Regions from separate parts of the Homo sapiens genome. Here regions 2, 3, 4, 5 and 6 are each linked to region 1. The links are chromatin contacts, found by Hi-C or POLR2A ChIA-PET in ENCODE. All regions are on one chromosome and are shown on one strand. Each heading gives the region's core, a stretch centred on a gene start or an enhancer-like site at or near the end of the contact. The rest is flanking DNA. Distances are from core to core; before and after follow the strand shown.

Region 1 (3,939 bases), core at 1,138-3,637:
AAATATGGCATCCTTTGGTTGTGCTTGAAGGTTTGTCTTCTTAGTGCTAACCCTCAGGGAAGGGAGTCTTATTTAAAGCCTTTTTTTTTGGATTGTCAAATAATCTTTTTGTATTCATTTGTGAATTGCATTTTATGATAATTCATTTTGTGGCTCGTGTTATAAAGGAGTTAAACTGCAGGTATCACTGTCAGGAGAAACTCATTTGACTAGCTGATGATTTTTTTTTTTTTTTTTTTGAGACAGAGTTTCCCTCTATCACCCAGGCTGGAGTGCAGTGGCATGATCTCCACTCACTGCATCCTCCGCCTCCTAGGTTCAAGTGATTCTCCTGCCTCAGCCTCCCGAGTAGCTGGGACTACAGGTGCCTGCCACCACGCCTGGCTAATTTTTTGTATTTTTAGTAGAGATGGGGTTTCACCATGCTAGCCAGGATGGTCTCGATCTCCTGACCTCATGATCCGCCCGCCTTGGCCTCCTAAAGTGCTGGGATTACAGGCATGAGCCACCGCGCCCGGCCTCGTGATGATTTTCAATAAGTAAACCACTGTGGTTCACAGCCTGAGCTCCGAAGGTGGACAAAACTCCTTGAATATTTATTACTACTACTGTTATTATAATTCTATTACTACTGCTGCTAGTACTTTATTTTTCTCATTTCCCATGCTTATTCCTTTGCTATTATTTAAGGTTTGGTGATGAAGTATAGGAAGGGCTTGGAAATGAAGTCATTTATTTTGTTTCCAACACAAAACAGTTTCTAGTGTGGGTGTGTGGGTGGCTTAATTTAACATAACAAACTAATACGTTTTTCCTTGAACTCCATACTATCTTCATTTCAAACTAGGTATTCTCAGAGTGGGGTTAAAATACTCTCCATCATCAAAGCCCAGACATTTTAGAACAAGAGCTTGTCTCACAAAAAGCCTGGTGTCTCTGTTGCCACCACAACCTGAAACTAACGAGTTAGAAACCACATAGAGCCAACGACATGGGGTAGGAGCTCGTAACATTTTCTCGCAAGTTTTGTGTAGATAGTTAAGCCGGGAACCGATCTGGTTGAGAAAAATGTTTAAAATCATCATTTTCCCTTCCTTCTCCTTCACTTTTATACTCAAAAGGGTCTAATTTTGCTCCTCTGGGAAGATTGAATGCGTAGGCTTTCATGTAGTTTAACACTCTCTTAATTTAAAGAAGTCTGGGTTTGGTGCAGTGGCTCACGCCTGTCATCCCAGCACTTTGGAGGGCCGAGGTGGGTGGAGCGCTTGAGTTCAAGAGTTCGAGACCAGCCTGGGCAACATAATGAAGCCCCGTTTCTACTAAAAATACAAAAAATGAGCCAGGCATAGTGGCACACACCTGTGGTCCCAGCTACTCAGGAGACTGAGACAAGAGGATTGCTAGAGCCTGGGAGGCAGAGGTTGCAGGGAGCTGAGATCACGCCACTGCACTCCAGCATGGGTGACAGGGTGAGACCCTGTCTCAAAAAAAAAAATTATATTTTCTATCCTCTTCCCCTTTTTGTTATGTGTTTTACAGTCTTTTCTCCATGTCTAATCTAAGAAACTTATATATTCATTGTATATATATCTACTGGTTGTCAGCATTGAACCTTGCCTGTGCCCTAGCATGTTGCAGAATGACTGACTTGACTTTATTTTGAGAATAAGTTCAAAATTTATTCTTTTTTTATCAGTTGACTAGGGACCTTATCTGTTGTTGCATTTATTATCTCTAAAATACCATCTTCTTTTTCTTTTTATTTTTTTTGAGATAGAGTCTCACTCTGTTGCCCAGGCTGGAGTGCAGTGGTGCAATCTTGGCTCTCTGCTACCTCCACCTCCCAGGTTCAAGCAATTCTCCTGCCTCAGCCTCCCGAGTAGCTGGGATTACAGTCACGCGCCACCACACCCAGCTAATTTTGTATATTTTTGGTAGAGACGGGGTTTCACCATGCTAGCCAGACTGGTCTCAAACTCCTGACCTCAAGTGATCCACTGGCCTTGGCCTCCCAAAGTGCTGGGATTACAGGCCTGAGCCACCTCACCCAGCCTACCATCTTATTTTTAGATGGAGACTTCTGGACATTGGTATAAAATCTGGATGGTTCCAGTCCTGACCTTTTCTTCATGTTTAATCTCACCTTCCTAACACTTCCACCACGTTGAAAAAGCGTAGCTCCATATGATCTTACTGCCCTTCGTTCAGTCAAGCGAGACACTGACATTGTGTAGATTCTGGGTCTCACATTTGCTTTGTTTTTATCTGGAGCTTTACTGGAAACTAAATGCTATTGCGTACTAGCTGCAGAAGCAGGAGGGGAAGTTGGCAAGAATTCGCTGCTTTCTGTTTGGTCTGTCTGAGGCAGCTGACCTTTTGGAAGGAAATCGCTGCTCTTCGCTTCTTCCGGTAACAGTGCCGCCTGTGAAAGAACACATACACAGAAGGGCTCTGCCGTTATCCTGGCTGATGCCTTGCAGCATAAGCTGTTAGTTAAGAGGTGGGAGCCTTTCAGTGCATCTGTTGTGTGCTGTAGGAGCATGCACTCAAGTTCCTACACCATGCTAAGTTGTGTGTAGATCTACTATTAGAGGTATAGTGAGAGACGGTCTGTTACCAGAAAAAGTAGGTTGCTTTAGCAAAAGTAATTGCATTTTATTTACTCCCACTATGAGTGCTGTAGTAAATGTGGACAATTATTTTGTGCACAATTTTAGTTCATCTTAATGTTAAATGTCCTGGTAATTGCTTTTTATACCTGGATAACCGTTGTTGTTTTTTTTTTTTCCCCAGCAGGACAAACATTTTGATTTGCTAAGACATGAGCTCTTATTAAATGTCATTTCTTCTCAGAATTAGAATAAGATTTTTTTTTTTTTTTTTTTTTTTGGACAAGATCTTACAATGTCACCCAGGCTGGAGTGCAGCGACACAATCACGGCTCACAGCAGCCTCAAACTCCTGGGCTTAAGCAGTTCTTCTGCCTGTCTCCTGAGTAGCTAGAACTACAGGCATGCGCCACCACACTGGGCTAATTTGTAAATTTTTTGTAGAGATGGAGTCTCACTATGTCGCCTAGGCTTGTTTCAAACTCCTGGCCTAATCAGTCTTCCCATCTCGGCCTCCCAGAGTGCTGGGTTTACAGGCATGAGCCACTGTGCCTGGCCCAGAATTATCTTCTTCTTTTTCTCATACATTTTTTTTTTTTTTAGAGAATGAGTCTGGCTCTGTCATCCATCTGGCATGCAGTGGCGCAATCATAGTTCACTGCAGCTACTAACTCCTAGGCTCAAGTGATTCTCCCACCTCATCCTCCCAAGTAACTAAGACTACAGGTGTGCGCCACCACACGCTACTACTTTTTGTTTTGCTTTCTTTGTAAAGACAGAGCCTTGATATGTTGCCCAAGCTGGTCTTGAACTCCTGAGCTCAGGTGATCCTCCTGCCTCAGCCTCCCAAAGTGCTGAGATTACAGGTGTGAGCCACTACACCTGGCCAAGATTTAGCTTCTTAACAAACCTGCTACTCGTTGGATCCACTTTTTCTGCAGGACTTGTTTTACTTAAACACAGGTAGTAGGACACCCCACAACTTGGGATTATTTTTGGAAAGCTGTAGTTGGGTTTCATATCACCCAGTAAGCAAACAAGGGAACTAACCAGCTGATGAAGCGTTTCTCTCTTAAAAGAGGAGATTTCAGTTTTGTATTGTTTTAACTAAAACATATTCAGTTCAGTTTTTATTTTGTTATTTGAAATGACATATTCAAGTTATGTCTAAGTAAAAATGAAACATTTTAATTCATGGCAAATTAAGAGAACACAGCTACCTGGAAAACGGGGCAAACTGCCATATCCTTCTGTATTTAGTTTTGGTTCGGTGGATAGGTGTGCTTTTCTAAGGTATTATTGGTCTCTTCCCTAGATTTGCTGTTGATGG
Region 2 (3,592 bases), core at 197-2,696, 380 kb after region 1:
CTGTACTTTTTTCCAGACAGGGTATCACTCTGTCGCCCCAGGGCTGGAGTACAGTGGCACCATCACAGCTCACTGCAGCCTCCATCTCCTGGGCTCAAGCAGTCCTCCCACTCCAGCCTCCCAAGTAGCTGGGACTACAGGAGCATGCCACCACTCCAGGCTAACTTTTGTATTTTTTGTGGAGATAAGGTTCTGCTGTATTTCCCAGGCTCTTCTGGAACTCATGGACTCAAGCAATCCATCCTCCTTGGCCTCCCAAAGTGCTGTTACAGGCGTGAGCCACTGTGCCTGGCCTGGCCTGAACTGTACTAATAGTTTCAGTATATATGGTTTTAAAAATGCTCATCTACGGTCAGGCGTGGTGGCTCATGCCTGTAATCCCAGCACTTTGGGAGGCTGAGGCGGGTGGATCACGAGGTCAGCAGATCGAGACCATCCTGGCTAACACGGTGAAACCCCGTCTCTATTAAAAATACAAAAACTTAGCCAGGCATGGTGGCGGGCGCCTGTAGTCCCAGCTACTCCGGAGGCTGAGGCAGGAGAATGGCGTGAACCCGGGAGGCGGAGGTTGCAGTGAGCCGAGACCCGCGCCACTGCACTCCAGCCTGGGCGACAGAGCGAGACTCCGTCTCAAAAAAAAAAAAAAAAAAAAAATTAGCCTGGAGTGGTGGCGGGCGCCTGTAGTCCCAGCTACTCGGGAGGCTGAGGCACAAGAATCGCTTGAACCCGGGCGGCGGAGGTTGCAATAAGCGAAGAGCGCGCCACTGCACTCCAGCCTGGGCGACAGAGCGAGACTCCGTCTCAAAAAAAAAAAAAAAAAAAAAATTAGCCTGGAGTGGTGGCGGGCGCCTGTAGTCCCAGCTACTCGGGAGGCTGAGGCACAAGAATCGCTTGAACCCGGGCAGCGGAGGTTGCAATAAGCGAAGAGCGCGCCACTGCACTCCAGCCTGGGCGACAGAGCGAGACTCCGTCTCAAAAAAAAAAAAAACAAAAAACCCAAAACAAAACAAAAACAAAAAGAAACAAAAAAAAAAACGGATAACGAGTAACTCATTCATCCCTCATCCACTTAGCTGGGGCTAGATCTTATAAAAATCCTGTATTGCCACTCAAGGCTTTAACAACAGGTGATGGTCTAAGGTGGCTTTACTCGACAAAATGACTGCAGAGAGCATGCTACCCACTAAGGAAAGGAAGCGAGCCATACTCGCACCGACGCCCTGGGGGTAGGCCTGGGGCGAAGTCTTCTGGACTGGGCGACTGTTACTGACGGACCTCACCAAGGCAGGCAGAGCTGCTGGAGGCGAGGCGGCGCTGCTGGAGGCGAGGCGGCGCTGCTGGAGGCGAGGCGGCGCTGCTGGAGGCGAGGCGGCGCATGTGCGGCCGGCGGGCGACCTGGCCCCGCCCCGCGCGCACTATTTAATCCCAGAATCCCTCTGTGTCGTACCAACAGCCGCATCGTTCCGAGGCTGTGGAGGCCGGGCGCAGCGGCGTCAAGATGGCGGCTGCGGCAGTGGCGGCGGCGGCGGCGGCGGCCGCGGCTGCATCTCTTCAGGTACTGGAGATGGAGAGCATGGAGACGGCCGCCGCCGGCTCGGCAGGACTGGCCGCCGAGGTCCGAGGCAGCGGCACGGTGGACTTCGGGCCTGGGCCGGGGATCTCTGCAATGGAGGCGAGCGGGGGCGATCCGGGCCCAGAAGCCGAGGATTTCGAGTGCAGCTCTCACTGCTCAGAGCTGTCCTGGCGGCAGAACGAGCAGCGGCGCCAGGGCCTCTTCTGCGACATTACCCTGTGCTTCGGCGGGGCTGGAGGCCGCGAGTTCCGGGCCCACCGCTCGGTACTGGCTGCCGCCACCGAGTACTTCACGCCCCTGCTCTCGGGCCAGTTTTCCGAGTCCCGCTCGGGACGGGTGGAGATGCGCAAGTGGAGCTCCGAGCCGGGGCCCGAACCCGACACAGTGGAAGCCGTAATCGAGTACATGTACACCGGGCGCATCCGCGTCAGCACGGGCAGCGTGCACGAGGTGCTGGAGTTGGCCGACAGGTAGGCGAGGGAGGCGGGAGCGCGGAGGGCGGCGGGCGCGGAGAGGGGGAGATGCTCGCTGGCGGAGGGGAGGGCAGTGCCTGCCACGGCAGCTCGCGAGTCCTGAGTGAATGCATTGGTTTCACACTCGCTGAGCGCCTGCTTGGGGGCAGCCACCGCGGTGGGCGAGGAGGATGCACCATCAGGTCCGGCGAGGGCGCCCCGCGCCCAAGGAGCTCAGATACTAGGTGATGGGACAAAAGTGATGAAAAGGAAAGTCAGTATGTGGTAACTGTTGTGCTGACGTTCAAAAGGAATGAAAGGCTAGGGATTGAATAAAGATCTTTCTGAAGAGGTGAAGTTTAGATCGACCTCTGAATGTCAAAAAATAACTGACCGTGCAAAGATGGGGAATGAATATTCCAGACAGCGCAAACGCCCTCAGGCAGGATCCAGTTTGGCTTAGAGAAGAGAATTAAAATATAGTCCAGTGAGGCTGGATCTAGTGGATGAAGGGGAGAAGGATGCGTGAGATGCGTTGGAATAAGGAGTTTGGATTTCACTAAGTGTGATAGGAAGCTGGGTAAAGAAATAGCTCATTTAAATATTTTAATATTATTCTGCCACTGTGTTAAACGGATTGTAGGGAGCAGGAATGCTCCAGAGACTGGTTAGAAGGCAGGTAATACCGTTTATAGAGATGGAGAGGCGTTTGTTTTGGCAATTATCATCTTACAGATACATTAACAAAAATGCCTATTGAGCGCCTATTACGCATCAGCTCAGATGCGGGATTCTAAGGTGCTAGGGTTTCAGCAGTGATCAAAACAGACAAAAGTCCTTTTCCTTATCGCACTTAGGTTGGTAGATGGACGGTAAATAAGTAAAATGTATAGCCTGTTGGATGATTGTTAAATGTATAGCCTGTTGGATGATTGTCATCACTGATGAAAAATAAAGCATGGGGGGAGTACATAGAAACTGCTGGGGGAGAGGAAGTGTTTTCCAAATTGGGTGGATAGAGAATGCCCTATGAAGAAGACGTTTTGCTAAGAACCGAAGGAGGTAAGGTAGACTGTGTCAGGTAGGGGACACAGGTACAGAGGCTCTGAGGTGGAGCTTGTATGTTAGAGAACAGTGGGGAGCCAGTGTGGCTGTATCAAAGGGATGCAGGATGAGAGGAACAGGAGAAGCCCCAGGATGGTAATGGGCAGGGATCCAGATCCCGTAGGGCCTTGATGGCCTGTGGAAGGACATGAGCTTTTACTCTGATTGAAATGGGAAGGTTTGGGGCAGAGGAATGATGCAGTCTGATTTGATGAATAGTGCTGTGCTGAAAAAAGGATGTGGCGGCCAGGCGCGGTGGCCCACGCCTGTAATCTCAGCACTTTGAGAGGCCGAGGTGGGTGGATGCTTGAGGTCAGGAGTTCGAGACCAGCCTGGCCAACATTGTGAAACCCCTGTCTCTACTAAACGTACAAAAATTAGCCGGGCGTGGTGGTGTGCCTGTAATCCCAGCTGTTGGGGAGGCTGAGACACAAGAATCGCTTGAGCCTGGGAGGTGGGAGGC
Region 3 (3,809 bases), core at 702-3,201, 430 kb before region 1:
CAATCCCTTCCTAGTGTCTGTGATGGAAAGAAAAAATGAAAAAATGAATTGTAAAATTTGAGTTGAAGTTTTTCCACCTTGAAGAAAAACCTAGGAGGGATTGCAATCTGCAAATTTCCAGAGTAGTTATCACGGGTGTGGTGGGGGTGAGGGATATTTGCTGTTCTCCATCTTCTCTGGGGACTGGGTCAGAGGAAATGCACTGAGCTGGCCGGAAAGAGAGAGGTTGGATATGGGAAAAAACTTCTCTGCAGGCAAGGGCCTGGGATCCAGACCTGGAAGATGGTTGTGGTATCTCCATTCCTAGGTAATCTCTCAGTACAGGCCACTCTCATGTGGAGAGAGGCCACGGCCGAGATGGCCTCCTAGACACGCTCGCATTGATTCCTGGTCTTTGTTTTACACAATCACAACGGGCAGGATGGTGTTCACGTGCGACAGTTCTCGCGGTTTAATATCGGTCAGCAAAGCTGTCCCCACCGCTCCAGCCTGGAGTCTAGGGTCGAGAAGGGCGGGGCGTGGCGAGGAGGTCTCAAGGGAGGTGCTGGCCTGACGGCCCCGCCCGTCCCGCCCTTCCCCGCCCCTCCCCGCCCAGCCCAGCCCTGCCCAGGCTAGCAGTCCTCAGAGCCTCCCGCAGCAGCGGCGAAAAGGGGTCCCCCACGGCCTCTAGGGGCCAGGATCCAGGGAAGGCCCGGAGACGGCGCCGATCCTCAAAGGGTCCCACACGCCAGCCACTGGGGACCGACCTGGAACCCTCCATCCAAGATCTCTGGAATCGCCGCTGAGTCAGCAACGCGCGCGCGCGCCCGCGGAGGCCGCGGCCCCGCCCCGGCCGCCTAGCGCCTGAGTTAACCCCTTCCTATACAGAGCCGCAGGATATTAGCCCTAAGAGGCCTCCACTGTATTCGGAGACCACAGAATTCCTTAGAATCCAAGTCAGTCTCCCCAGCTGAGTTCGGTGAGCTGTGAGCTCTATATTCGATTTTATTTCCGGCCTAGGTCTGCACCTTCCCAGAGTGCCTGCCTCAACTCCTTCACCTCGAAAAGGAGGTGAGGCCGAGTGCAGTGGCTCATACCTGTAATCCCAGCACTTTGGGAAGCCAAGCTGGGAGGATCGCTTGAGCCCAGGAGTTAAAGACCAGCCTGGGCAACATAGTGAGACTCCATTTCTACAAAAAATAAATTTAAAAAATTAGCCAGGCATGGTGGTGTACGCCTGTAGTCCCAGCTCCTGGAGAGGCTGAGGTGGGAGGATCCCTTGAGCCGAGGAGTTCGAGGCTGTAGTAAGCTATAATGGCTCCACCGCACCCCAGCCTGGGCAAGACAGCGAGACCCTGTCTGGAAGAAAAAAAAAAAAGGGTGGGGGAGAGCTGAATCAGACCGAGAAACTGGAGAAACTGGACTCCTTCTCCCCAGACGTGGAGGGCCACCTCCAGAGCTGTGTCCTCGCAGGTCTGGACATCCTCTTAGTAGCCAAGGCGTTTCCCTTTCTCAGGGACCCTGAGACGAGACAGGGGTTCAGAGAGCGGCAGTTGGGTTTTCCTCTGTCCTGTGCCAAAACTCCTCAACAGGGTTTTTAATTGGTTGGTGAGCCAAGAGTTAAAACAAGAGCCTGAAGGCGGGCTTCCGTGACGTCACTAGCACCCCGCGTCCGACCTCAGAGACTGGGGCGTGGCTAACATAGCCTCGTCCCCTCCCTCCCTGTTTCCCCGCCCCTCCCCGCTGTCACCAAGCCAGGGGCACATGATGCAACCCAACGCGGTTTCAGCCGTCTGATTGGTAGCCGCGCCCGGCGCCAGGCACAGGGATTGGACAGAGGAGACTGTGACGAAACCTGGACCCTGCCTAGTAAAGAAGGGAGGAGAGAAAGAAGAGAGAGGGGGGGCCCCCCGGGAGGGAGGGGGCCGGGGGGGCGGGGTCCCAGCTCTGTGCTCGCGCCCCCAGCGCGCCAGTCCCGGGGCTGCAGGGAGCGCAGCGCGCGCGGCCCGGGCCCCGGCCACCGGACGCCCTACCGGACACGACCCTCCCTGGAGCTTGGACAACTGCCCACCTCGGACGCTGCACCGGACACTGCCCCCCACAGGGCTGGACACTCCAACGGACACTACTTCCCAGCTCCGGACATTGCTCCCTCCTCTCCCGGGGCCCTGGACGCTTTTCCCCCTCCCCCCTCCGGGGGCCCAGACACTGAGCCCCCCTCAGCGTCTGGCTAGCGTCCCCTTGCACCCCAGCCCAGGACACTGCCTCCTCCCTGTCCTCTTCTCCCTTCTGCTCCTCCCACCTCATCTTTCCCCTGCTCGGGTCGGAGCCCCGCCAGTTCCTCCGACCCCCTACTGCTCGGCCGCGGCTGCCCGCGCCCCCATCCGCAGCTCCTCGCCCGGATGCCTCTCCCCGGGGGACTATGGTGGCTTCTCTGCTGCCGTCGAGGCTTCACTCTTCTGCACCGGGACTACGGGGACGGCGAGCTTAGCGGGGACGGGGACGAGGACGAGGACGAGGAAACCTTTGAGCTGCGGACCCCGAGTCCAGCGGGCGGCGGGAGGGTAAGTCCCGGGGGTTCGGAGCCTCGTCTCAATCACTCTCGCTGTAACCGGCCGTCACGCTGATCCGCTCCAGCCTCCAGCCACACGCTGCGCGCTTGGCGAACTAGGGATGAGGGAGAGTTTTTTGCCTGGGGGCCAAAGCCCCCGGGAGCTCTCGGAGCAGCAGCCCTACTCGGGATGTGCCTGTGGGCCTCCCGCTGCAGGCTGGGCGCTATCCACCTGCTGGGGGCCCTGAGGCAGGGGAGGCGTCACGCGTGGCCCGACCTGGCCCTGCCTCTCCCTTCCCCGCTGGGCCCGCGTCCCATCCCGTCTCCTTCCGCCTCCGCCAGCGCCGAGGAATGTGGCGAGGCCGGCTGGGCGGCTCGAACGCCTGGGTCCCCCTCCGCTCCCAGTTCGCAAGTGCGGAGGCCAGATGCGAGAGCTCCCGCTGCGGAGACCTGGACGAGGGGGAGAAGTCATCCCAGGATTGGGGTCTGTGGCGGGGACCCCAAGGAGAGGGAGGTGGGAGCTCTTTGAGGACCCCTCCTCATTACCCTGCCACTCAGGACAGAACTCTCGGCTTTCCCGGGTGAGGCTCCTGGGAAACCCCTGAGGGGATGGATGGTGAGGGACACTGGGCTGCTGCCTGGTTTTGTCGAATCTCCCCGTGGGGAAACGGAGGCACGATTGGTGTGGGAGACCTCCATCCCTTGACGTCTCCTCCCCCATCCCTCCTGCACACTGGCGGCCAGACTCCCGTGTGCTGTGGCCCGGGTCAGGCTCCCATCCCCCGCGCAGGGGTCCCCAGCAGGCCCAGTGGCTCGGTGCCCGGGTGGGGCGGGCTGCGCCGCCGGGGCCGGCGCCAGCACCTGGCGGAGGCGGAGGGTGGATAAATATAGAGGAGGGGGGAGGGAGGGAAGCAGGGCACTGCGATTAGGGGAGTTAGCCTAAGAGGGTGGTCAGTACCTGCCACATGTGGTGTGGCTGACAGCCCCACTCAGACCTTCCAGAAAATAGGTGGAGGTTCACGTAGGAAGGGTGCAGGACCCAGGCGTCCCCAAGCTTCCAGCTTGGGCAGGGTCGGCTTTACCAGGCCATTGCCTCCCTCATGCTCCACCTCAACTCCCCCCTTCCCTGAGCCTGGGGACAGGTGTCCCTGGCCCCCTCCCCCACCTCCCCCTCTTGGCTCTAGCAGTCTGGGAGCAATATGAGGATGGCACGGTTCCCGCCTGACTGGCCTCCGGGTTGGGTTTGTGGCCTCTCTCAGACCCCAGTCTACAGTTGAAG
Region 4 (4,026 bases), core at 1,417-3,916, 360 kb before region 1:
AACCATGGGAGGTCTCTGACCTCAGAAAAGCCACCCTCAATTCTCCTTATAACACCCAGAAGTCCTTTTATGGAGCATAGCTACCTGCTTTTATCTACATTGAGAGGCAGTACGGTGCAGTGGTTACAAGAAAGCACTCTACACCCAGACTACCTGGGTTCATACATTAGCTCTATTTTTTTTTGCGATGGAGTCTCTCTCTTTCTCCCAGGCTGGAGTGCAGTGGCGCGATCTTGGCTCATGGCAACCTCCGTCTCCTGGGTTCAAGCGATTCTCCTGCCTCAGCCTCCCCAGTAGCTGGGATTATAGGCGCATGCCACCATGCCCAGCTATTTTTTGTATTTTTAGTAGAATCAGAGTTTCACCATGTTGGCTAGGCTGGTCTTGAACTCCTGACCTCAGGTGATCTGCCTGCCTTGGCCTCCCAAAGTGCTAGGATTACAGGCGTGAGCCACCACGCCTGGCCCATTAACTCTACTTCTATGTAGCTCTGGGCAGCTTATTTAATTGCTCTATGCCTCAGTTTCCTCATCTGTACAATGAAGGTAATAATACAGGTCCATATACCCTTATCTAACAGTGTTGGGGCCAGTTATGTTTTGGAATTCAAAATATTTCAGATTTTAGAAAGGTATTATGGTATATATACTATATATTAAATAAAATTCCAGTGGGAATTTTTATTTAATCAGAAGCACGTTAATCAAATATATTAGTATTTCTGTAATAAAAGGCATCACTAATGACAGTAAGTTGGATAGAAACTATAGGGCCGGGCATGGCGGTTCACGCCTGCAATCCCAGCACTTTGGGAGGCCGAGGCAGGTGGATCACGAGGTCAGGAGATCAAGACCACCCTGGCTAACACAGTAAAACCCCGTCTCTACTAAAAATACAAAAATTAGCCAGGCGTGATGGCAAGCACCTGTAATCCCAGCTACTCGGGAGGCTGAGGCAGGAGAATCGCTTGAACCCGGGCAGCAGAGGTTGCAGTGAGCTGAGAGCGTGCCACTGCACTCCAGCCTGGGCGACAGAGTGAGACTCCGTCTCAAAAAAAATAAATAAATAAAAATTAAAAAAAAGAAACTATAAAACAGCCTGTCTTCATTGAAATTTGTTTTTGCTGATAAACTAGTTATGAAATGTCCTTTGGTTTCATGGCTTTCTGGATCCTGGAAAGGCAGATAAGGGACTGTGGACCTGTAGTACTTACTTCTAGGGTTGTTGGGAGATTTAGAAAAATTAATATATGTAAAGCACTTAGAATGACCTGGCACACTGCATTAGCTAGTGTAGGCGCTTGACAATATTACATAGTCCACTCCCTGCAGCCAGGTCTCTCCCTCCAGCATTCATACATCCCTGATCCGGTTTTCCCTCTCTTCGGGACGTCATAGAGCCTGTCCCTACCCAGCGAGTTGTGGGCCCTGCCAGGGAATAGGAAACGACCTGGGAGAATCCGCTGGCCCAGTTGTTGCCAGCTCCTCCTCCATGTTCCGACAGGTAGATGTTCTCTGGGTTGTAGAGCTTGGCATAGGGGGAGTTGAGGATGGAGTGGATCACCCGGGGTTCCAAGTCCAGCAGCACGGCCCGGGGGATGTAGTGCTCATCGTCTGCCTGTCAAGGGGAGTCCAGGAGGGGGCCCAATCAGCTAGGGCGGCCCAAGTCCGAAGTCCTCCCAACTCTGGCTCCCTCCGGCCCTCCCTCCTCAAGCCAGCCGCCTGGCCCTACTGCCCAGCGGGGTTCCCAGTACCAGGCCACTCCCTTCCCTTCCGCCCCCTTGGGCAACTGCCGCCCCCGGCCAAGTCGCTGGGGGCACCTGGTAGAAAAAGACGTCCTTGCGGTCAGTGCCCTCGGTGGCGAACTCCTCCACGATGCCCTCGGGGCTGATACCATGCTCGGCGCACAGCTGTTTCCAGAACTCGAACCCAACTGGGGGGAAGGGGCGGGCAGGGGAGAAAGAAGATATCTAGGTCCGGGCAGGTTCCAATCAGGAGCCGGGGGACTGGGCGCCTGCGTCCAGGGATAAGAAGTCAAGCCGCAGGACTCTCCCGTGTCTGAGGAAAGGACTGTACGCCAGGGACTGGGCAGGGGAGGGCCCCTCGGGGTTGGGCAAGTGGACACTGGGTCAGGGATGTCTCGCCTTTCAGAGAACTACGATTCTGGCAAGGACAGATGGAGTCCAGGATCCCACAGCGAGATCCCATTGACCCTAAGGAACCTGGCTAGCTGAGGGGCCGGAGTTTCGCTCACTCTGATTGCCGCACTGGCCCAACTGTAGGGTGATGATTTCCCTCGGCATCGCTCCTCAGGCACCGGCGTTGCAGCCGCTCCCGCCCGCAACGGCGCCGCACGCCAGCCCGCTCGCCGCAAGACGCAGGCGCCAAACAACCAGCTCCACCCACGAACTTCCTCCGCTCCAATGAGAATCGAGTTCTGGCAATGAATGGCACGTCTTTAAGCACTGGCCTTCGTTCATGCAGATTGCGCGTGCGCGGCTCCGGATGCGGCTCGGCGCCTCCGGATCCGGCTCCGCGCCTCAGTGAGGGCGGGGTACGGCGTCCTCCCTCCCCTCTGGGTGGGCGCCTGCTTGGGCCTGCGCGCAAGCGCGCTGTGGTGCGAAGCCACCTCCCCCGCCGAATCGCGCATCTGCGCAGTTGCTGTTATTGTGACTTGTCGGGCCACGGCCCCGGATGTTGTGGCTGCCGCGGGGAGATGGCTGAGGCCGAAGGGGTTCCCACGACCCCAGGCCCGGCTTCGGGGTCGACTTTCAGGGGCCGCCGAGATGTGTCAGGCTCCTGGGAGCGGGACCAGCAGGTTGAGGCGGCGCAGCGGGCCCTGGTGGAGGTGCTGGGGCCTTACGAGCCTCTGCTGAGTCGGGTGCAGGCAGCCCTGGTGTGGGAGCGGCCAGCTAGGAGCGCTCTGTGGTGCCTGGGGCTGAACGCGGCTTTCTGGTGAGAGAACTGGACCCTCGGAAACCCTCCGAGTCCCGAATTCGTTGGTTCCTCTAGGGCTCTACTTCTCGCCTGCCCTGTTTTCTTCGCTGCACTGGCTCCTTCCTGTACTTGCCTAATTTTGCCTCACCTCCTTCCACTCCATCCCGCCTGCAGGCTTCGGCACCCTAGTTCTTCCCAGGGCCGTCCACCCATCTTCTCTGCCTTACCTGTGCCCGCACCCCCGCCCCGCACATCTGGCGGGAGCTTCTGGTAACATCTTGAGCCGCTCAAGAGTGAGCGAGGGCTCCTCTTTTGAGCCCGACAAAGCTGCGTCCCTTTAAAGCCATCACTTCCTTTCTCTTGTCTGCTCAAGTGCAAGTTCTAGATTGTTTCCAGAGGTTTTAGTAGTTTATTGTTGGAGTAGAGGCGTGAAGTCTTGCAAAGGTATCCATAGGTGTGATTATAAAACAAGCTTGAGCGATTCGCATGAATTAGCATGTTATATATCTAGGAAGGAAGTTTATGAAGTCTAAGCGTCAGTGTGAGCCCCCAAAGCTGAAAATTGAAAGAAAATTACAAGCTTTTAAAGAACAGTTAGGAAATGATGACGGAGATTACACGCGTGTCAAAGCCACCTGTGATTGTAACTCCTCCCTGTTCCAAGGAATTAGAGAGGCATCCTTAGCCATGGTTTATAGGCAAGGAAATTGATGTCTAATACTGTGTGTGAGTTTTCCTGAGCTGGAAAAGTAGCACTGTAAATATGCTTTATTTGTGTGTGTCATGCTCTGTGAAAATGGAACTGCTGCTTCTCTCAGTTGTCATCACCTGAAGTGGACCTAGGACTTCATAGGATCTACCAACCATAATTTTGGATTTATTTGTAATGGAGGAGGTTCCAAGGGAACTGACTTATAGGGGGCTTTCTGCTGCTGAATGGATTAAGACTATTCTGGATAAGCCTGAAACAACAAAATATGTGTGTTTTTTAATTGTGTTTTTGCTAAAAATAGCTTTCCCCTTAAAATTTGTTTTAAAATCAAAACATTTATTATCCTTTATCTGAAAGATTTTCAGTGAGCTGAAGCAG
Region 5 (4,140 bases), core at 684-3,183, 270 kb before region 1:
TGTTGAAGGCTTTCCATTTAAGGAAGGAAATTCCAAGGAAAGAGGGGGAGTTAGGAGGGGAAGTCTTCTCAAAGCAATGGCAAAAATATTCTCCAACCACAAAAACATCTGAGAAAGAATTCTTCTCTTGGGGACTAAAAAGAAAAAGCCTGAGCTCCCTTCCCAGCAGTTCAGCATCCATGCCTGATGGTCTCTGTGGGGCCCTTTCACTCTCAGGGAGGGTGGGAGGAAGACTGTCCCATAAGCAGAGCGAGGCTGCTTGGCTGTGCTTCCTCCTGCAAACTCACCCTGGACAGCTGCCCAGCAACCAAACCACACCAAATAAGGGCAGAAAAATGCATGATTCAGGGGATAAAAAGGCCAAGGAGAGCTGCCCTGAGGAATAGTTTCCACATGGTGCTGTGTGACCCTGGAGGCACCGGAGCCCCTATAAGAACAGGCAGGCGTGGGGGCTGGGGCAGGCTCCAGGTGACAGGTCACGTGCAGGGTGAGGGCTTTGAGGCGCTTTAAAGCTTCAGGAACCCTCTAGTTCCCTAACTCAGCTTTTACAAATGGAGATTCCTCCCTCCAAGCCAAGAAGGCAGGAATTAAGAGAACAGGGGCTGGGAGGTGGCTGGGGCCCAAAGGTTACAGACTGTTTGCCAGTGGCACTGGGAGTTCCTCAGAGGCCCCTTCACTGGGGTGCAGGCTGAGGAGCACCCCCTTGAAGAAGAGCGCAACCGAATTTTCTGAGTGGGAGTAAAAGCAGTCAGCTTTCTTCCCCACATCCCCACATTCCACAGGGGTGGGCCAAGGTCCTCCAGGAAAAACAGGACTCAGGAGGGGGAGGACACAGAGCTTCCAACTGACGTTAGCTGACGGTTCCCACCAGAGCAATTCCAAACCAGGACCTGGATTCACCCACGTCCCAACACCCCACCAAAACTACTTCTCCAAGTTCCAGCTACTGAGACCACCTCTGAGGGAACGCGGTGGGGCCTAGCAGTGGGTTCCTGCTTCTCACCCACTTGTGTTAGGTTTGAATTCTTCATGTTGAATAGACTGTGTTCCCATGTGGCAAGGGTTATTTCAGAACAGCTGAAACGAGATTTACATGTCCCCTTTTCATTCAACAATACATAGCCAGAGAGTGGACAAGTCACCTGAGGGTCCCAGGCCATTACCTAGGAGTGAATGTCAGCCTTGGTAGGGTATGCTGACCCCCGACTCCAGTGAGGTGTCCAGAACTCTGACCCCCACCCCCTCCTGGCTAATCACAAAACCATTCTAATCTTCAAACTGGGCAAATGGAGCAGCAGCTTTGTTTTCAGATGCCTGTGGGGGCACCGCCCTTTTCTTGGCACCCCTCCAGTCACCTTATCTACCCATGGGGGCCCAGCAAGGAGGAAGAGGGATATATGCCTGGGAGGGGCACATCAATTGTACTGTGTGAGCAGACAGGTGGCCTCCCTGACATACTGCCCAATACTGCCCCTCCCACCAGCTGCTGCTTTAGAGACTTAGAGCGGCCAGAACTGGGACATCTTGGGTCTATCTTGAGGTCAGCCTGATTTCACCTCCTTCCGTGGCCACCCTCACCCCAACCACCCAGCACAAAGCTGGAAAGCAATTTCCCTGCTAGTCTCCCCACTCTCTCCCGCTGAACTGGGGAAATGTGTGCTTCCTGAGAAAGTACAAACATGAAGTTCCCCAGGGCAAGGGGGGCCCCATCTGCCATCCTAGGTTCTTCCTTCTTTTTGGGCATCTCCACTGCTCTGCTCAGGGAGCCTCCAAAGTCTTGCCATGCCCCAAGACACTGAAATGCACCTCTAGAATTCAACAGCTGTGAGGAGAGCCTCAGGACGCCAGATGAGTGTCTCTATCATCTCTTCCAGCTCCAGCACTTGGCAAAGGCCACCTGGTGACTCAGAGGGATTAACTGGGGCCAAAAGACATCATTCATGCCACGTAACAGGAACTCTGTTTCCTCGAGTGGGTGAAGGAGGAAGGAGTCTTGGGGCCGCTTCCCTTCCCTGGTGGGGGTTGTGACTGAGGGCAGGCAGTCTGGAAAGACAATTCTGGGCTGAGCTGTTTATGTAGCCTGTTCTGCCACTCTCTGTGCCGTTCAGGGCCTACAACACACATCTGTCTGACGGCCTGAATATCAGGGCAATGATGGCAGCCTGGAACTACATTTCAAGAGTTCTGAGTTCTCCTGGGCAGCCATTCCCTCAACTGCTCCATGCTGTCATGCCGTGGCAACACTGCATTCCTAACAAGAAGCTGGTCCCCGATTCTGTCCCTTTAATCACCACCCAATCTGTGAGTGTACAGGTAGGTGTACATCTATGTGTATGTGGAATTCGCTAGGTAAGGAGAGACCAGGTTCCTTGGAAGGTATGCCCTGGGGCAATAGTTCTGCATAAAAATCAGTTTGATGTTTACAGTGATAACTACAATCAAATCCCTGTCTCATGCCTTCTCTGAGGAAGAAAAGATGTCTAATTATGGTAGGTAAGAAGCCAAGCACACTTCATGTGGCAGGAGGGAGGAAAAGAGAGAAAACTCAGGAGACAGAATTAGCAGATTAATACATTAGCCTGCTCACTGTTTTCAAACACATCACCCCCCTTCCTATGATGCTGCATGAATCTCACACTAGTGGTTTATATGTTATCGAATCAAATGTTTTTCTTATTGTCCCCACTGAGGAGACCAGAACTTGTATAATGGGGCAGCCCTTGAATCAGGAAACAGCAGGGATAAAGTGGGAGGTATGAAGATGCCTAGGATGGATGCCAGGAAGAACAGCAGCACCATCCCTACAGCTGGTTCAGCAGCCCCAGAGGCTCCACCCCTGGTAAGAGGGCCACAGCTCAGAACGCCTCCTGCAGTCCTGGGCCACAGGGAAGATCCAGGCATCCTGGACGCACAGCCGCATTTTGCCAGGAGGGGGCGCACAAGCACCAATTTCATTCACTTCTGTTTTAGTGGTGGGGGAGGCGCCCCACTCGTGTCACGGGAACAGCCCTCCAAAGACGAGATTCTGGAAGTTGCACAAAGGAGGTTTGCACTGTTTTTTCCTCTCCTACCCAATACTCCTATTGCCAAAATAAATACGACATATATGGGGAGGCTGTTCCTTGCAAACAGCACCTGAGGGCATTCTGATGGTATCCTCTGCCTCCTCTGGGGTCTTCTCTCACTCTAGACAGGCTAAAAGCAGTCTTTTTATGGGGGACCCCAGGCAGACACCCTCTCTCTAGGGCATCCCAGGTTTTTTTGTTGTTGTTGTTGTTGTTGTTGTTTTGAGACGGAGTCTCGGTCTGTCGCCCAGGTTGCAGTGCAGTGGCGCGATCTTGGCTCACTGCAACCTCCATCTCCTGGGTTCAAGCGATTCTCTTGCCTCAGCCTCCCGAGTAGCTGGGATTACAGGCGCCCACCATCACGCCCAGCTAATGTTTGCATTTTTAGTAGAGATGGGGTTTCACCATGTTGTCCAGGCTGGTCTCGAACTCCTGACCTCAGGTGATCTGCCTGCCTCAGCCTCCCAGAATGCTGGGATTATAGGTGTGAGCCATCGCACCCAGTAAGGGCATCCCACTTTTAAGCAGAGCAGCCACTACCCATCCTAGAGCACCTGCTTTTGCTGTGGCAGCACTTGGTGTGTGCATTACTTCCTACTTGCTCACAGTAATCTTGGCAGTGAATGTTCTGCTCAGGTTCCCTGCCTGGTGTGACAGTGCTGGAATTCCAACCCAGGTCGCCCAATTCCGGAGCCTGCTGTCCTGCCACTCATCACTTCAGTTCAGGGGGACCTGGGAAGACACGGGGAGGCCACAGGTGAGCCTGAGGAGGAAGCAATCTTCTGGCAACAAAATGAGGCTCAAGCCCAGGCGGCCTTGCTCTGCAACAGTGCCTTGCTCCCGCCCTGCCCAGGGAGATGACCGGCTACCCACGTGGGCTGGAATCAAGGTGAGGTGGTCACTGTTCCCTCAAACCCAGGGCTCAAGAGACAGGAGTGAAAAGAAAAGAAAGGAGGCCAAGGGGCAAGAAAAAGTGAGTCCTCAGAGGTTCTCGTGCACTGAGGAGGGCTGAGGAAGTGTGCTTGCGGGGGTCGGCTGATAAGCTTAGAACAGGGAGGCCAGCCAGATGAGCTGG
Region 6 (3,861 bases), core at 904-3,403, 320 kb after region 1:
AACATAGCAAAACACCTATCTCTACAAAAAAAAAAAAAAAAAAGAAGAAAAGAAAAAATTAGCCAGGCGTGGTGGCATAAGCCTGTAGCTCCAGCTACTTGGAACACTAAGGTGGGAGGATCACTTGAGCTCAGGAGTTTGAAGCTGTATTGAGCTGTGATTGTGCCACCACATTCCAGCTTGGGAGACAGAACGAGATCCTGTCTCTGAAAAAACAAACAAACAAAAAAAAAACAACAGTTTCCTTATGCAGATGTCAGATGTGTAGTTTTGTGGTTAGCACCTCAGCATTGGAGTCTGAGCCCGGCTTTGAATCCTTCCTCTGCCACTTGCTAGTTTAGCGACCTTGGGCATGTTGCTCAACTTCTGTATATTTCCTAATCTATAAAATTGAGTATGCACTGGGTGGGGTGGTTCACGCCTGTAATCCCAGCACTTTGGGAGGCTGAGGTGGGGGGGGATCACCTGAGGTGGGGAGTTCGAGATCAACCTGACCAACATGGAGAAACCCCGTCTCTACTAAAAATACAAAATTAGCCGAGCATGGTGGTGCATGCCTGGGATCCCAGCTACTCGGGAGGCTGAGGCAGGAGAATCGCTTGAACCTGGGAGGTGGAGGTTGGGGTGAGCCGAGATTGCGCCACTGCACTCCAGCCTGGGCAAGAAGAGCAAAACTCCATCTTAACAACAACAAAAATCCAGTCTGCTTAGCAGTGTGCCTGAGGCTGAGGCAGGAGAATCACTTGAATCCAGGAGGTGGAGGTTGCAGTGAGCCAAGATCGCACCATTGCACTCCAGCCTGGAGACAGAGCAAGACTACGTCTCCAAAACAACAACAACAACAACAACAACAACAACAAAAACCATCACCCAATCCCCTTAGGGTGGGATGATGCAATTTATACTAGGGTTACTATAATAATGTTGCTGGTTGGTGCAGCAGCTCACCTCAGTAATCCCAGCACTTTGGGGGGCCGAGGCAGGTGTATCACTTGAGGTCAGGAGTTCGACACCAGCCTGGCCAACATGGTGAAACCCTGTCTCTACTAAGAATACAAAAATTAGCCAGGCGTGGTGGGACATGCCTGTAATCCCAACTACTCCCTAGGCTGAGGCAGGAAAATCGCTTGAACCTGGGGAGGCGGAAGTTGCAGTGAGCTGAGATCTTGCCACTGCACTCCAGCCTGGGCAACATAGCAAAACTTTGTCTCAAAATTGATAATAATAATCATATGTTGCTTACTGGCCACCTTTTATAAGCAACGGTGTGCTGGGGACATTGAGGCTTCTGCATGCAACCTCCCATCCAATCTGCCAGCAAATGATGGGAAGGTAAGGCTGCTCTGTGGAAGGAGGCCGGTTAATCATGAAACATTTAAGTAAAAGTGGAGGAAAAGGTCACTGTTAACGCAGAGAATGGAGATTGCAAGTGGGAACTGGTAGAAAATGGCCAACCACAGGGCTTATCTGTGACAGCAGTGTGTCCATCAAAAATCAGTGAATAATAGAAACAACAGGGTCCTCCAGGCATCATCAAGACCTCAGTGTTATCTGCAATCAAAAGGTGAGGGCAGGGGGCAGGCGCAGTGGCTCACGCCTGTAATCCCAGCACTTTGGGAGGCCGAAGCGGGTGGATCACGAGGTCAGGAGTTCGAGACCAGCCTGGCCAACACAGTGAAACCCCCATCTCTACTAAAAAGACAAAATAATTAGCCGGGCATGGTGGCACGCGCCTGTAGTCCCAGCTACTTGGGAGGTGGAGGCAGGAGAATCACTTGAACCCGGGAGGCGGAGGTTGCGGCGAGCCGAGATCGTGCCATTGCACTCCAGCCTAGGCAACAAGAGCGAAACTCCGTCACAAAAAAAAAAAAAAAAAAAAAAAAAAAAAGTGACGGGTGATGGGGTGATGGATAGGTTGAGAGCTCGACTCACGTTGCTGAAGCTCTGCGCGGCTTTAGAAAATTCCCCGCACAGGTAGAGCCGCTCGCCTTCGGCCATATAAGAGGGAAAGGTGCTTCGCAAGGTCTCGCCTTCGGGGTCCGACATGGTGACCGGATTTAGAGACGCTAAAGCAGAGACAATCAAAGAAAAGCTGGAGAACCTCTATCTGGTTTGTGGAAGCTCCGTTTCTTAGCAACCATGAGATGTACAGCGACTTCCGGTTCCGCCCCCGTCTGGCAAGGGCCCGGATTCTGGGTACAACCTGCCGGCGTGCGCTTGCGCCAGTTCTGCCGCGCACTGGGCCAGGGAGTGATGATTGCGTGGCTGACGGCTGGGCTGGTTAGTGTTTGCTGTTGCACGCTCTGGCGGTTCTCTCTGGAGTTGCTGCCTGAAAAGGCTCCCTTGTAAGACAGCCAAGAAAACAGGAAGAGGGTTGGAGGCAAAGTTCCGAATAGGGATGAGGCATACGTGGTAAGGATATGTGCACGGCGTACCGCCATTAGGGGGAGAGAGCACTGGGCTTGGAGTCAGCAGACTTGGGCTGACTTCGCTCCTGTCACTTCCTAACTGCGTGACCTCTCGCGGGGCATGTAAGGGCTCCCAGCCTCGAATGTTCCACCTGCCAAATAAATATGAAAATAATGGAACACTCAGGGATGCGAGGATTTGCATAAGAAAACATGGAAAATAACGTTGGGTTCAACATAATTTAACGCAGTTATTTGAGCAGCTACTAGTAGCGGGCCTTGACCAAGGCATATTCTGACGTCCTTCCCCATTCCCTCACCATCACCACTCCTCCAAAAGTGGACTAGGTGCTTCTTCTGGGCTCCAACGATACCCTAAGTAGCTTGCTTAACTGCCTTTACTACGTTACTTCCAAAACGTCCTAATGTCATTGTTAAAGTTTAAATAGTAAAAAGATGTCTTTAACTACAAATGCACACACACACACACACACACGGCATACATGTAAAACTGGGGATATTTGAGTAAGATCAGTGGATTGTATCAGTGTCAATTTTCTGGTTGTGTTATTGTACTAAAGTTTTTAAGGATGTTACCATTGGGAGAAACTGGGAAAAGGGTACATGGGATCTCTTTTGTATTTATTTCTTATGAACTGCATATGAATCTATGATTATCTCAAAAGGTTTAATTCAAAATATAAGAAATAATATGGTCCCTGCTTGAAGGAGTTTTATCTAATAGGGGAGAAAGATGTATAAACAAGTAACGGCCACTTAAGTGATATTAACTAGTAATTAAAAGTTCTGTGTGCCTGTGAGGGAGATGAGGACAAAGTGGTGTGAAACCCAGGCAAATGAATGATTCAGCCAGGGTCTGGGATGGGTTAGAGACATGTTCATAGAGGGGTAATATTTGAGCTGAGGGTGAGTATGGTGGAGCCCAGTAGACGTAAGTAGAGAATGAGAGCTAGGTGTGGTGGCTCATGCCTGTAATCCCAGTACTTTGGAGACTGAGGTGGGAGGATCGCTTGAGCTCAGGAGTTCGAGACCAGTCTGGGCAACATGGCGAAGCCCTGTCTCTACCACAAATACAAAAGTGAGCTGGGTGTGGTGGCGTGTGCCTGTAGTCCCAGCTACTCAGGAAGCTGAGGCAGGAGGATCACTTGAGCGTGGGAGGTCGAGGCTGCAGTGAGCCATGTTTGGGCCACTGCATTGTAGCCTGTGTAACAAAGCAAGACCCTGTCTCAAAAAAAAAAAAAAAAAAGGAAATAACATGTGCAAAGGCTGGAGGTGTGTACATTCACAGGGTGTTTAAGGAGCAGCAACAGGTTTAAGGACCTGCAGTGAAACTGGTCCTGTTCTAAGTTAAGGTGGGCTCATTGATGAGTTGAGGACTGTTGCTGGAGCAACCAGGATTAATCAGAAAAAAACCTCCTGCAAGGAAGAGATC

The links. A loop is a pair of places that touch in the nucleus more often than their neighbours do. ChIA-PET counts read pairs that join two places held with the same protein, here RNA polymerase II (POLR2A). Pooled maps may share reads with other maps.
Region 2: a pooled map shows a loop between it and region 1 (3-fold over the local background). The contact joins the promoter of KLHL11 here to the enhancer-like site in region 1. A Hi-C loop is called at or near these places in 1 of 50 pooled maps. POLR2A ChIA-PET finds 5 or more read pairs at or near these places in 2 of 52 experiments (CD8-positive, alpha-beta memory T cell and activated CD8-positive, alpha-beta T cell).
Region 3: a loop to region 1 is called in a map of CD8-positive, alpha-beta T cell, with 5 times the contacts of the local background. The contact joins the promoter of PLEKHH3 here to the enhancer-like site in region 1. A Hi-C loop is called at or near these places in 1 of 168 maps with a recorded cell type or tissue (CD8-positive, alpha-beta T cell) and 6 of 50 pooled maps. POLR2A ChIA-PET finds 5 or more read pairs at or near these places in 1 of 52 experiments (activated naive CD4-positive, alpha-beta T cell).
Region 4: a loop to region 1 is called in a pooled map, with 11 times the contacts of the local background. The contact joins the promoter of RETREG3 here to the enhancer-like site in region 1. A Hi-C loop is called at or near these places in 6 of 50 pooled maps. POLR2A ChIA-PET finds 5 or more read pairs at or near these places in 3 of 52 experiments (CD4-positive, alpha-beta T cell, GM12878 and HepG2).
Region 5: a loop to region 1 is called in a pooled map, with 2.6 times the contacts of the local background. The contact joins two enhancer-like sites. A Hi-C loop is called at or near these places in 3 of 50 pooled maps. POLR2A ChIA-PET finds 5 or more read pairs at or near these places in 7 of 52 experiments (A673, AG04450, H1 and 4 more).
Region 6: a loop to region 1 is called in a pooled map, with 6 times the contacts of the local background. The contact joins the promoter of ODAD4 here to the enhancer-like site in region 1. A Hi-C loop is called at or near these places in 7 of 50 pooled maps. POLR2A ChIA-PET finds 5 or more read pairs at or near these places in 3 of 52 experiments (CD4-positive, alpha-beta T cell, activated CD4-positive, alpha-beta T cell and activated T-cell).

Annotation. Positions count from the first base shown.
Region 1 is chr17:42,247,224-42,251,162 of GRCh38, reverse strand. The region is part of intron 1 of STAT5B (signal transducer and activator of transcription 5B); the gene reads left to right. Among named protein-coding and RNA genes, the nearest start is that of STAT5B, 27 kb to the left of the region's middle. Within about 2 kb of position 2,387, at least 31 of the 41 ENCODE cell types and tissues checked have a DNase peak (open chromatin) inside an H3K27ac peak, as active enhancers do; they include CD4-positive, alpha-beta T cell, CD8-positive, alpha-beta T cell, GM12878 and 1 more, where a contact is called at or near this core.
Region 2 is chr17:41,863,277-41,866,868 of GRCh38, reverse strand. KLHL11 (kelch like family member 11) reads left to right here and starts at 1,446. Exons shown (of 2, transcript NM_018143.3): 1 at 1,446-2,043. The coding sequence starts at 1,499. RefSeq lists enhancers at 261-761, 762-1,262, 3,006-3,515 and a silencer at 1,296-1,485.
Region 3 is chr17:42,675,136-42,678,944 of GRCh38, reverse strand. PLEKHH3 (pleckstrin homology, MyTH4 and FERM domain containing H3) reads left to right here and starts at 1,951. Exons shown (of 13, transcript NM_024927.5): 1 at 1,951-2,543. The coding sequence starts at 2,382. It overlaps CCR10 (C-C motif chemokine receptor 10), which reads left to right. Exons shown (of 2, transcript NM_016602.3): 2 at 1-56. RefSeq lists silencers at 391-480, 831-910, 1,771-2,020, 2,111-2,170, 3,291-3,450 and enhancers at 299-798, 799-1,300, 1,281-1,360, 1,491-1,540, 1,561-1,660.
Region 4 is chr17:42,608,014-42,612,039 of GRCh38, reverse strand. It overlaps RETREG3 (reticulophagy regulator family member 3), which reads left to right and starts at 2,666. Exons shown (of 9, transcript NM_178126.4): 1 at 2,666-2,954. The coding sequence starts at 2,716. TUBG1 (tubulin gamma 1) reads right to left here and starts at 2,357. Exons shown (of 11, transcript NM_001070.5): 1 at 2,254-2,357; 2 at 1,820-1,932; 3 at 1,450-1,617. The coding sequence starts at 2,302. RefSeq lists an enhancer at 2,675-2,784.
Region 5 is chr17:42,516,429-42,520,568 of GRCh38, reverse strand. All of the region lies in intron 21 of ATP6V0A1 (ATPase H+ transporting V0 subunit a1), which reads right to left. Among named protein-coding and RNA genes, the nearest start is that of MIR5010, 4.3 kb to the right of the region's middle. RefSeq lists a silencer at 2,970-3,019 and an enhancer at 3,463-3,962. Within about 2 kb of position 1,933, at least 34 of the 41 ENCODE cell types and tissues checked have a DNase peak (open chromatin) inside an H3K27ac peak, as active enhancers do; they include endothelial cell of umbilical vein, where a contact is called at or near this core.
Region 6 is chr17:41,928,909-41,932,769 of GRCh38, reverse strand. It overlaps ODAD4 (outer dynein arm docking complex subunit 4), which reads right to left and starts at 2,153. Exons shown (of 12, transcript NM_031421.5): 1 at 1,933-2,153. The coding sequence starts at 2,046. It also overlaps a transcript of ACLY not described here. RefSeq lists enhancers at 2,045-2,144, 2,325-2,414, 2,127-3,030.